Linked DNA regions of Mus musculus: region 2 is linked to region 1. The links are chromatin loops, found by intact Hi-C in ENCODE. Cell type or tissue: left cerebral cortex. All regions are shown on one strand. Links, peaks and the distances in the headings refer to the core of each region. The heading gives the core; the rest is flanking DNA. Region 1 has its middle 110 kb from the start of Gm22140. Region 2 overlaps Gm3985 (predicted gene 3985).

Evidence for each region. Hi-C counts contacts between places; a loop is a spot of excess contacts. Peaks named below come from ENCODE experiments on the same cell type or tissue, not always from the same donor. Only the 100,000 strongest peaks of a DNase experiment are listed, where the experiment ranks them.
Region 2: a loop joins it to region 1, with 8 times the contacts of the local background. A loop is called at or near these places in 5 of 42 quality-filtered maps.

The regions. Positions count from the first base shown.
Region 1 is chr8:32,290,804-32,295,201 of GRCm38, forward strand. It overlaps a transcript of Nrg1 not described here. Among named protein-coding and RNA genes, the nearest start is that of Gm22140, 110 kb to the left of the region's middle. In left cerebral cortex, for the core only: no CTCF peak of the experiment used is centred there; DNase peaks (open chromatin) are centred at 2,106 and 2,470; H3K4me3 peaks cover 1,604 bases; H3K27ac peaks cover 1,742 bases.
Region 2 is chr8:32,928,660-32,933,057 of GRCm38, forward strand. It overlaps Gm3985 (predicted gene 3985), which reads right to left. Exons shown (of 4, transcript NM_001177589.1): 3 at 1,310-1,391. Among named protein-coding and RNA genes, the nearest start is that of Gm3985, 19 kb to the right of the region's middle. In left cerebral cortex, for the core only: CTCF peaks have their summits at 1,983 (motif pointing left) and 2,551; a DNase peak (open chromatin) is centred at 2,561.

The DNA of each region.
Region 1 (4,398 bases), core at 131-4,130:
TCTATCATCTTAGGGGAAATTATTTATTTAAACCCTTAAAAAATATCTGTCCAAGTAATCAGAAATTGTAGTACTCTTTCTGCAAGCCCCAGGTATTACTTAGTTATTCTCGAGTTACTTTAATATGATTTCTTTTGCAAAACGAATACAGTATCTGACCCTGTTTCTCTTATCTATATGATATTTGAAGTAAAGAAGGACAAATAGCAAGACGGCTTTCTATTTCCAAAACATGGCGTCTGTGAGAGAAGGCCATTGCTTTTCTCTGTGACTGAATGCCTCACAGACAGGCTGTTCTCTGGTCAGCAACACTGCTTATTTGCCGAGCCTGTCACCAGCAAATGGAAATAGAATCTATAATGAGCCAGACTCAGGGATCAGTCTCTGAAACCTTTTTTTCTTTTCTTTTCTTTTCTTTTCTTTTCTTTTCTTTTCTTTTCTTTTCTTTTCTTTTCTTTTCTTTTCTTTTCTTTTCTTCCTTTTCTTTTTCTTTTTTTTTCTTTTTTTTTTCTTTTGTCTATCTCCTCTTTGTTTGACCAGGTGGGTTCCTTAAAATACCATTATTTAATCGTGGCAAGTGAAAATCTGTTTTCAGGGGACCTGAAAATATCTAAGCCAAGTGTGATGGCTGAGAAGGAGGGAGAGAAGAGAAGAGAACTTCCCTATCATATGGTACAGTGAAAGGCTTGAAAAGACAGAGGTTGGGCTCACAGCTCTGGAAAAGTGGACTGGCCCTGGGTATGGTGGGGGACAGGGCACAGAGAGAATTTAGAGTGGGTCAGGTTTTCTCTATCTCTCCAAGAGTTAGCTATTTCATTTATACATTAAGCCAAGAACATAAAGGAAAATTAACCAGTTATGTAGACTGTTATAAACCCTGATTCCTGGCAAAACTCTTATCCTAGAGGTAGAAGAGAAATGAAGTAACTCAGGAGACAGAGTTAAAGACTCCAGGACACACTGCTTTTGTATCCATTAGCTTATGTTTTTTAAATCTGATTTTTTTTAAAACATAGTTTTAAGTGAGCATATTGGAGTCAGGTAAAGAATTGATGAAAAATTCCAGCAAATCTTCTGTGAAAACTCATGCATATTGATTACAGAAAAGATATACATTCATATGCACATTTTCTTCCTTGTGGCCTGGGAGATAGGGGTGTGTGTGTGTGTGTTCCAAGGTACACTGCTTAATTGTGAAAAAAATGCATAAAGATTAGGGGGAAAGGGCAAATGTATTTTGGTAATAAAGATCTGGATGACAGAAGGGAGAGAGAATCACAAATGTGAGAATACAAACCTTTACATATAAATAAAACACTAACCACAGGAAGAGAACAAATTAAAGTGTATGTTTGATTTTAGCTTTTAGGCCACTAAAAATATAATGTGGCTTTCCCTAAGAATGCCGACAAAGACTAATAATTTGTTTCTAAATGCCAAGAGCACAAGAGTATGTTCAGTACATCACTACTACCTGATATACAGTCTACAACTACAACTCTCCTTTGTAGGAGCGAAAACAAGATGAAATAAATGTATTCCCTAAATATCCACTGGTTTTACTGTGACATGCTGCCTAGAAACATCCTGACCACAAACGCTGTGACTGTCTACAACCTGTGAATGAGGCACAATCGCAAGAGCAGACCCCGGTGTACTTATTTGCCCCAACCCAACGTTACTGAGGCTTGTTTTTCTTTCTTTTGGGTTTACTTAATTCCTGCTAAGATTCTGAGAATGTGAGCTAAAACATACCCAGAGCAGCATGATTTTCCAAAGGCAGCTCTTTGTCCCTTTTTTCCATGCTTCTCAAAAGTTAATCCTGCCTACCAATCATTAAAGGAAGCAGGCCCTTTTACTGTTACACCGCTCTGCATCAGTGTCTATGGGGGTTGACAGAACACACACCCTCTAAGCATCTCACAGCCTTAGGTCCGCGTGTAACTACAACTCATTCGGAATTCTCATTCTAGTTTTCTGCAGAGGCAACAGCACAGCCACAGCGTATAGATAAGAGAGATTTCTTTACCTTTATTTTTAAAAGAGGTTAAAAAAATCATTTCGTGTCTTTTTCTCATGTATCCACAGAGAGAAGGTTAAAACTCCGTAGGTGTAGGTGGTTTGCCTGCCGAGCTGCCTCTGTGGGCCGGGCTCCGTTTACAAAGAAGCAAAAGAAGCAAAAGAAGCAAAAGAGAGGGGAAAAAAAAGGAAAAGGAAAAGAAAAAGAAAAAGAAAAAGAAAGAAAAAAACAACGATAACAAAAAAACCACGATTTTAGAATCTGTTCCAAGCCGTGTTTTGTGGACTGTGATGAATGGCATGTTGCCTTGGTAATTTCAATCTTGTCAAAAGCCTCAGGTTCCCAGCAGCAGAGCCCACCATGATTGGCTCCACCCGAGGGACGTGGATCTCGGGATTCCCTCCTAGCTAGCAGCAGTGACATCACCGCCACTCCTTAGCGGCGCAGGGCTGGCGCGGGAGGAGCGCCGGGAGGGGCGTTGCTGGGGTTTCCAGGGAAACACTGCAGCAGATGGCTAGCCTCAAGGAGCCAGAGCCACACATCTGCAGCGCGGCTGGTGGGGAGGATATTTTTGGAATATCTCTGCTCACTGAGGTCCGGCTAGTTCTGATATTTTCACCTCCATGCCTTTCAACCAGTGGGCTTATTTCTTCCCGAGTTCTTTTATTTCTGGAAAGGGGACTTTCTATTTTTACAGTAAGAACCGAGTCAGAAGGATCCCAACCAATCTTAAACTTCCATACTCCCCAGTTTTCTTTCTAATTCACCGGCCCCTCCTCACCAGACTGTCAAGGTGATTCAAGGAACACAAGGGCACATGTTGCTAAGGTAACGGGATTGAAAACCTGTCTGCGCGTGCAGAAGCATTCTAACCTGGGGTTTCCCTCATTTGCATTTTAAGACTCCTGGGCTGCAGCCTCCATGCAAGCTTAGTCCTTGTAGCAAGAATAAGACACATTTTAAAATAGTGATTGCTACCTCGAGGGTCAGTAAGCAGCTTGTACCACTGTGAGCTTAAATAAATTCAAGAAAAATATCAGGTGCCAACCATTTCCAGCTCCTTGGTGAGTGAACCAGTGCCAGGAAGAACAGGACCCTCTCCTCCACCACATTTTAAAACTGAGAGAAAGGAATTCCCTTTTTGCTTTTCTTCCAGAATTGCCCTTGACAGTATTTTCCAAGGTTAAACTTTGCCTTCACTCTTATTCCTGGTAACTTAGGACATCTCACTCCACATTCACAACAAAGGAGATCTAGGGTGGTGAGTCTTATCTGAAGTGACTGAAGTGAGAGGAAAAGGGTGCCTAGGATAAGAGAATTTCAGGCATGTTGATGTTAGTAAAGCATGAAACAAACACGCTCTCAGAGGTACCCATTCACTCCCCGAAGCGACTTGAATAAAACAACTGCATAGGATTTCTTCCCTGAACTGAACACAAACCAGATGTAATTCCAATAAGCCACAATAACCACACTGTCGAAACAGCATCTTGCGCACTTGTTTCTTGGTAAAGGAGGGGGTCAGGGGAGAGAATTACACTATAATTCTCTCAAATGAAACAGATCAAGTATTTCACAGTGTTTTGGCCCAAAGTTAAAGGGCTTCTGTGCACACTCAAGTGTGCATGAACAGGGAAACTGTAAAATAAAACAGCAGTTTCCTAGTGGATTTTTAGCAAGCCTAGGGACAGCAAACTGGGCAGTATGAAGCTGAAGGGAGAAGACAGGAGTGAAATGATAGCATTTGGGCAAAGGGGTCTGAATTCTTGGTGGTATGTTTCCACAGACTTGGAACTGCTTTTGTTCATTGGGAGGGGGGCAGGGGGATTCCCTTTAGTTTTGAAACCTAGGTGCACATCTTCTCTTCACTTTCACTGAGCTAAAGTTGCATAAAAGTCATTCCATGAAAGTGAGGGAGGAGATACATGAGAATGGCATTATTCCCATGGGTGGCACTTTCTGACCTGTGTGATGAGACTCAAGGTTTGTGGCGAAGGATTAACTCCGGTAAATTTCTGTGCCATGACAAGAATGCTCGTAATCATTCCAAGGGACCGTGATTTCTGTGATATCACCCACATTTCAGTGAGTGCTTGAAAATCATGCTTCTTGTTATTGAAGAAGCAAAGCTGCCCATTGATTCACCCACACTGGCAAGTGCTTAATAAGTTATAGTCTAACACCATAACACCATCAGCACAAGGAATAGAAGAATATATATATATAATTCTTCCTGACATGAAGTGTTTGTTTCCCAGGTTTGATTTTTGATTCTGGATAATGACTTTGAACATTGAGAGATCTTGTGTCTCTTGTCTAGAATAAACTGATTTTAAGTCTGTGACCACAAGGGCAAGGTTCATTCTTCCTTCTTCAAC
Region 2 (4,398 bases), core at 245-4,244, 640 kb after region 1:
AATGTTGTTATAAAAATAAAATGTTCACAGCAAAATAATGAATTCCCATCTATCATAGATCATATACAAAATTTGCACACACACAACAAAAACAAAAAACAAAACAAACAAACAAAAACACCCATAGGCCCAACGTAAAACCTAAAACTTTTAAACTTCTAGAAGTAAATTCAGAGGCAACCTTTGTGATCTTGGATCAAAGGTTTCCAGACAACACAATAAACCAGACATGAATCATAAAAGGAAAAGAATGATAAGACATCAAAACTAAAATTTTTGTTCTTTGTCAAAGTGCATGAGGCAAGAAAAAGCACAGAAAAAAAATATTATCAAAGCATATACAGGTACATATATGTGTCCACGATGAAGGATTTATATTTTTATATATATAAAAAACCCAATGCTCAGTAAGACAACAGACAACCTACCCAATTAGAAACTGGCAAAATAATTTAATTAAAACTTCCCGGAGCTCTTGTCTCTAGCTGCATATGTATCAAAAGATGGCCTAATCAGCCATCACTGGAAAGAGAGGCCCTTTGGACTTACAAACTTTATATGCCCCAGTACAGGGGAACGCCAGGGCCAAAAAGGGGGAGTGGGAGGGTAGGGGATGGGGGGTGAGTATGGGGGACTTTTGGGATAGCATTGGAAATGTAAACGAGGAAAATACCTAATAAAAAAATAAATTAAAAAAAACTTCCCCAAAGCTTTATAGCTGTCAAGCCAAGGTGTCAAAAATAATAGTGGCTTTCAAGAACACGAATAGCCAAAATTAAAGTTATCCCAAGTATTGGTGCACAACTTGAGAATTTCCTACCATAATGGCACAAATTTGACATTTTCTAACCATTCCAAAAGAATTTACAATTTTTTTAAAGTTAAAAATATGCCCATATTTCAATCACTCCTCACACATATATATACCTAGGAGAAGAGGAAAAACCATGCAAGGGTTCTCACATAAGTCTTTACTGCAGCTTGAAATAGATCACCCCCAAACGGAAACCAACTCAATGACCATCGTGTTGTGAACATATAATCAACTTCAATCCTTCCAAAAATGCGGCACCGCTCCTCACTGAAAAGGAATGAATCCAACACATAGGCCTCTCAAAGTATGTTAACCAAATGAAGAAAAGTTGGTCACAAAAGAGTGTCAGAGCAGGAAGACAGGAAGAAGGGCTTGGAAAACATGGCCTTCTGGGTATAACAGAAATCCTGCAACCAGGAACTTAACAATCTGTACAGATCTGTCCAAGACTGGACCCGCCAATAGCCTGTCCTAGATGGAGGAAGAAGGTCTTACCCATCCCTGCTGAACTGTTGGCTGCTTGTGGATTCTAGAGAAGAATGCATTTTCTTCCAGGTTCTACTGGTCGGCTCATACACTGTCAATCACACAACCCAGGTTGAACTTAGTGGAGCAGAAAACAAAACAGAGACACATAAACATGGGAAATGGATCTGTAGGGATTGGCAGGGGAGGGAAGGGCTTAAAAGATGTTAGCCTGTAAGACACTCAAAACACATTATGCACTTGTATAATATAATACAATGTAACATAATGATATAATATTATCAAAAAACACTTTTGTTAATTAAAAACAGATAAATGCAAGATTCAAATGAGGCTTGGTATATTATACTACCCGAAAAGGAGCAGGAAGTTCCATTTGAGGTCAGAGGTGATAGTAACATTACATTTTCCAAACAAAGCAGAGTTTATATCACATGTTGGTTAACTTTGTTTAAATCTCAATAGTTGGTTTCAAAAATTAAAAAAAAAATCACTTACTGGAATGCTTCTATCTAGGGTCAGATGCTATTTGTTCACTTGAAAACAAAAATCAAGCATCTGCAGAGATGGGTCAGCAGGTTAAGAGTGCATGATGTCCTCACAGAGGATTAGTGCCTAGATTCAAGCACCTAGGCCAAGCACTTCACTGCCTCTAAGTCTAGCTCTAGGGGATCTGGCGCCACCTTCTGGTCTCTATGGGTGCTGCACTGATGTGCACAGACCCATACACATAGACACATAAATTCATACATAAATATAGAAGTAATCTTTTTGTTTAAAGAGCCATAAAAACACAAATTTCCTCTAATTATACACCTGAAAAGGTCTTTTGACTCTTAATAGCTTTGAAAGAACAAATTGTCACTCAGGTGAAAGCAACGTACCTGCTCTGGACTCTCACTTTGCAACGTCGCCTGACTTTCTCTTTGCTTTTTAAATGGTCACACAAGCAAAAAGAATACAGTCTCTGCTGTCTTTCAGCTGTGTCTGATTGTAAGCTTGGAGCTAGGAGTCTCTGCAAAGCTTTCTAACGTCCCAAAATTCTTGACATAACCACCCTCCTCTCTTGCCAGTAGTTCTTCAGACCGAGATGGTCTGCAACCCATATATTCAAATACAATTTATGTATTCAAATCTGAACACCCAAGGCCCATAGAAAATTTGCCACCAATCTTTATGTAACTGGAATCTGTAACCCTGGGTTGGAGCTGTTTGTTAATGTTATCTTACAGCACCTCCTGGTGTTTAGATATTGAAGATTAAAATCTTAGATGCTTCAGACTTTCACCCCCGAAGCCAAAGAAATTGGAATGACATTTTTATGATAAAAAGAAAGCAGAACAAACTCACTTATAAACTTTTTTTGAAAAATGAATAAGCAGGGATTCTAGGTTTTAGCCATCCGTTTATTTTTCATAAGGAAGAAAATGGCACCTATTCACAGGATAGCCCCACTTTCGAAAACAACTTGCCAGCTGGTTTCCAGCTGGAATTTCATCAGATTTTTTTTAAAAGCAATTTATTTTTAGTTATCGACCAAAATAACTGATCATTGCTTAGAAACTAGAAGATATATTCTTGTCACAATTACATCCCAAAATGAGAGATGATCACTTGTCTTATCAAAGTTGTGTGTGGCTAGATAGCAAGTATTTGGTTGTATCTCATCTTCAGCTCGGGGGTGAAACAAGACAGAGCCATCCCCTACCCAAAGTCTCAGCTGGACCACAGAAAGTATTGGGAAACACACCCTCTGGGCCAAAAAATAGTTAGGACTATTGATAAGCCGATCAACAACCAAATACATGCTGCCTTTGCTAAAGCCATGTTCATGCTCAGCTGGGCCCTTAGTCTCTGCTCACTCTGGGAAGTTCTCAACATGTACAAGTTTTAGGCTCACCAGAGAACAGGTTATAGCTAGTAGATGCTGGGGCAGAGGGAGCAGCAGGTCATCAAGGGAAAAAAAAAAAAGCATTGCCATGCATACTGGTTGATTTTGTGTGTCAACTTGACACAAGCTGGAGTTATCACAGAGAATGGAGCTTCAGTTGGGGAGATGCCTCCATGAGATCCAGCCATAAGGCATTTTCTCAATTAGTGATCAGGGGGGGGGGGCTTGTGGGTGGTGCCATCCCTGGGCTGGTGGTCTTAGGTTCTATAAGAAAACATGCTGAGCAAGCCAAGGAAAGCAAACCAGTAAGTAACATCCTTCCATGGTCTCTGCATCAGCTCCTGCTTCCTGACCTGCTTGAGTTCCAGTCCTGACTTCCTTTGGTGATGAATAGCACTGTGGAAGTATAAGCTGAATAAACCATTTCCTCCATAGCTTGCTTCTTGGTCATGATGTTTGTGCAGGAATAGAAACCCTGACTAAGACACCATGTTAACCTAATGTTGAGGAATTCAAGCCAGTGACTCGACTACCACCCCCATCCTTATACCTACATTTTCTTGAGACTTCTGGTTAGATCATCAGCCTCCATGAGGAAAGCAGCATGAGGAAGCTTGCTTGGTACATTTTTCTGTATCAGTGTCTCTGAAATGATTTGAAGGTATGGGGAGGGGAGGGTGAAAGCGAAATTGTCTTTAAGATTATCTGTGAATTTCATTTATCCATCCCGGCCCTCACCACAATTCCACAGGCGATTCAGAGTCAACTGGAGTTCATGTCTCCCCTGTGGAAACTGGACAGACAGATCAAGGGGAAAGGAGGGAAATATTTGTCATGGATCTACATAGAGCACATAACGGCACAGCTGATTCCTTCCTAATGTCATCCATGTGTGACTAATAGCTAGCATGCTTTGGTACAAGCCCAATGATAAGCTGGAAATGTGAAAATCCAGAAATCCGTAACTCTAAAATGATCTTCCTACCTAAGCTCTAAGCTCCTCCTTTTCCCAGTTTCTTGTGCTTGTGTGTTATTAAGACACATTTCTTTCACTATCAGAGATCAGCAGGTGCTTTTTAATTATTCACACGCCCCTGGAAACAAAGTTACTTTAATGTAATTACGTCTGAGATTTAAACATCACCAGTATAAGCCATTTACAGTTCTTTAGGAATTTGACAGATGTGTTTGCCATTTTATTAAGAGA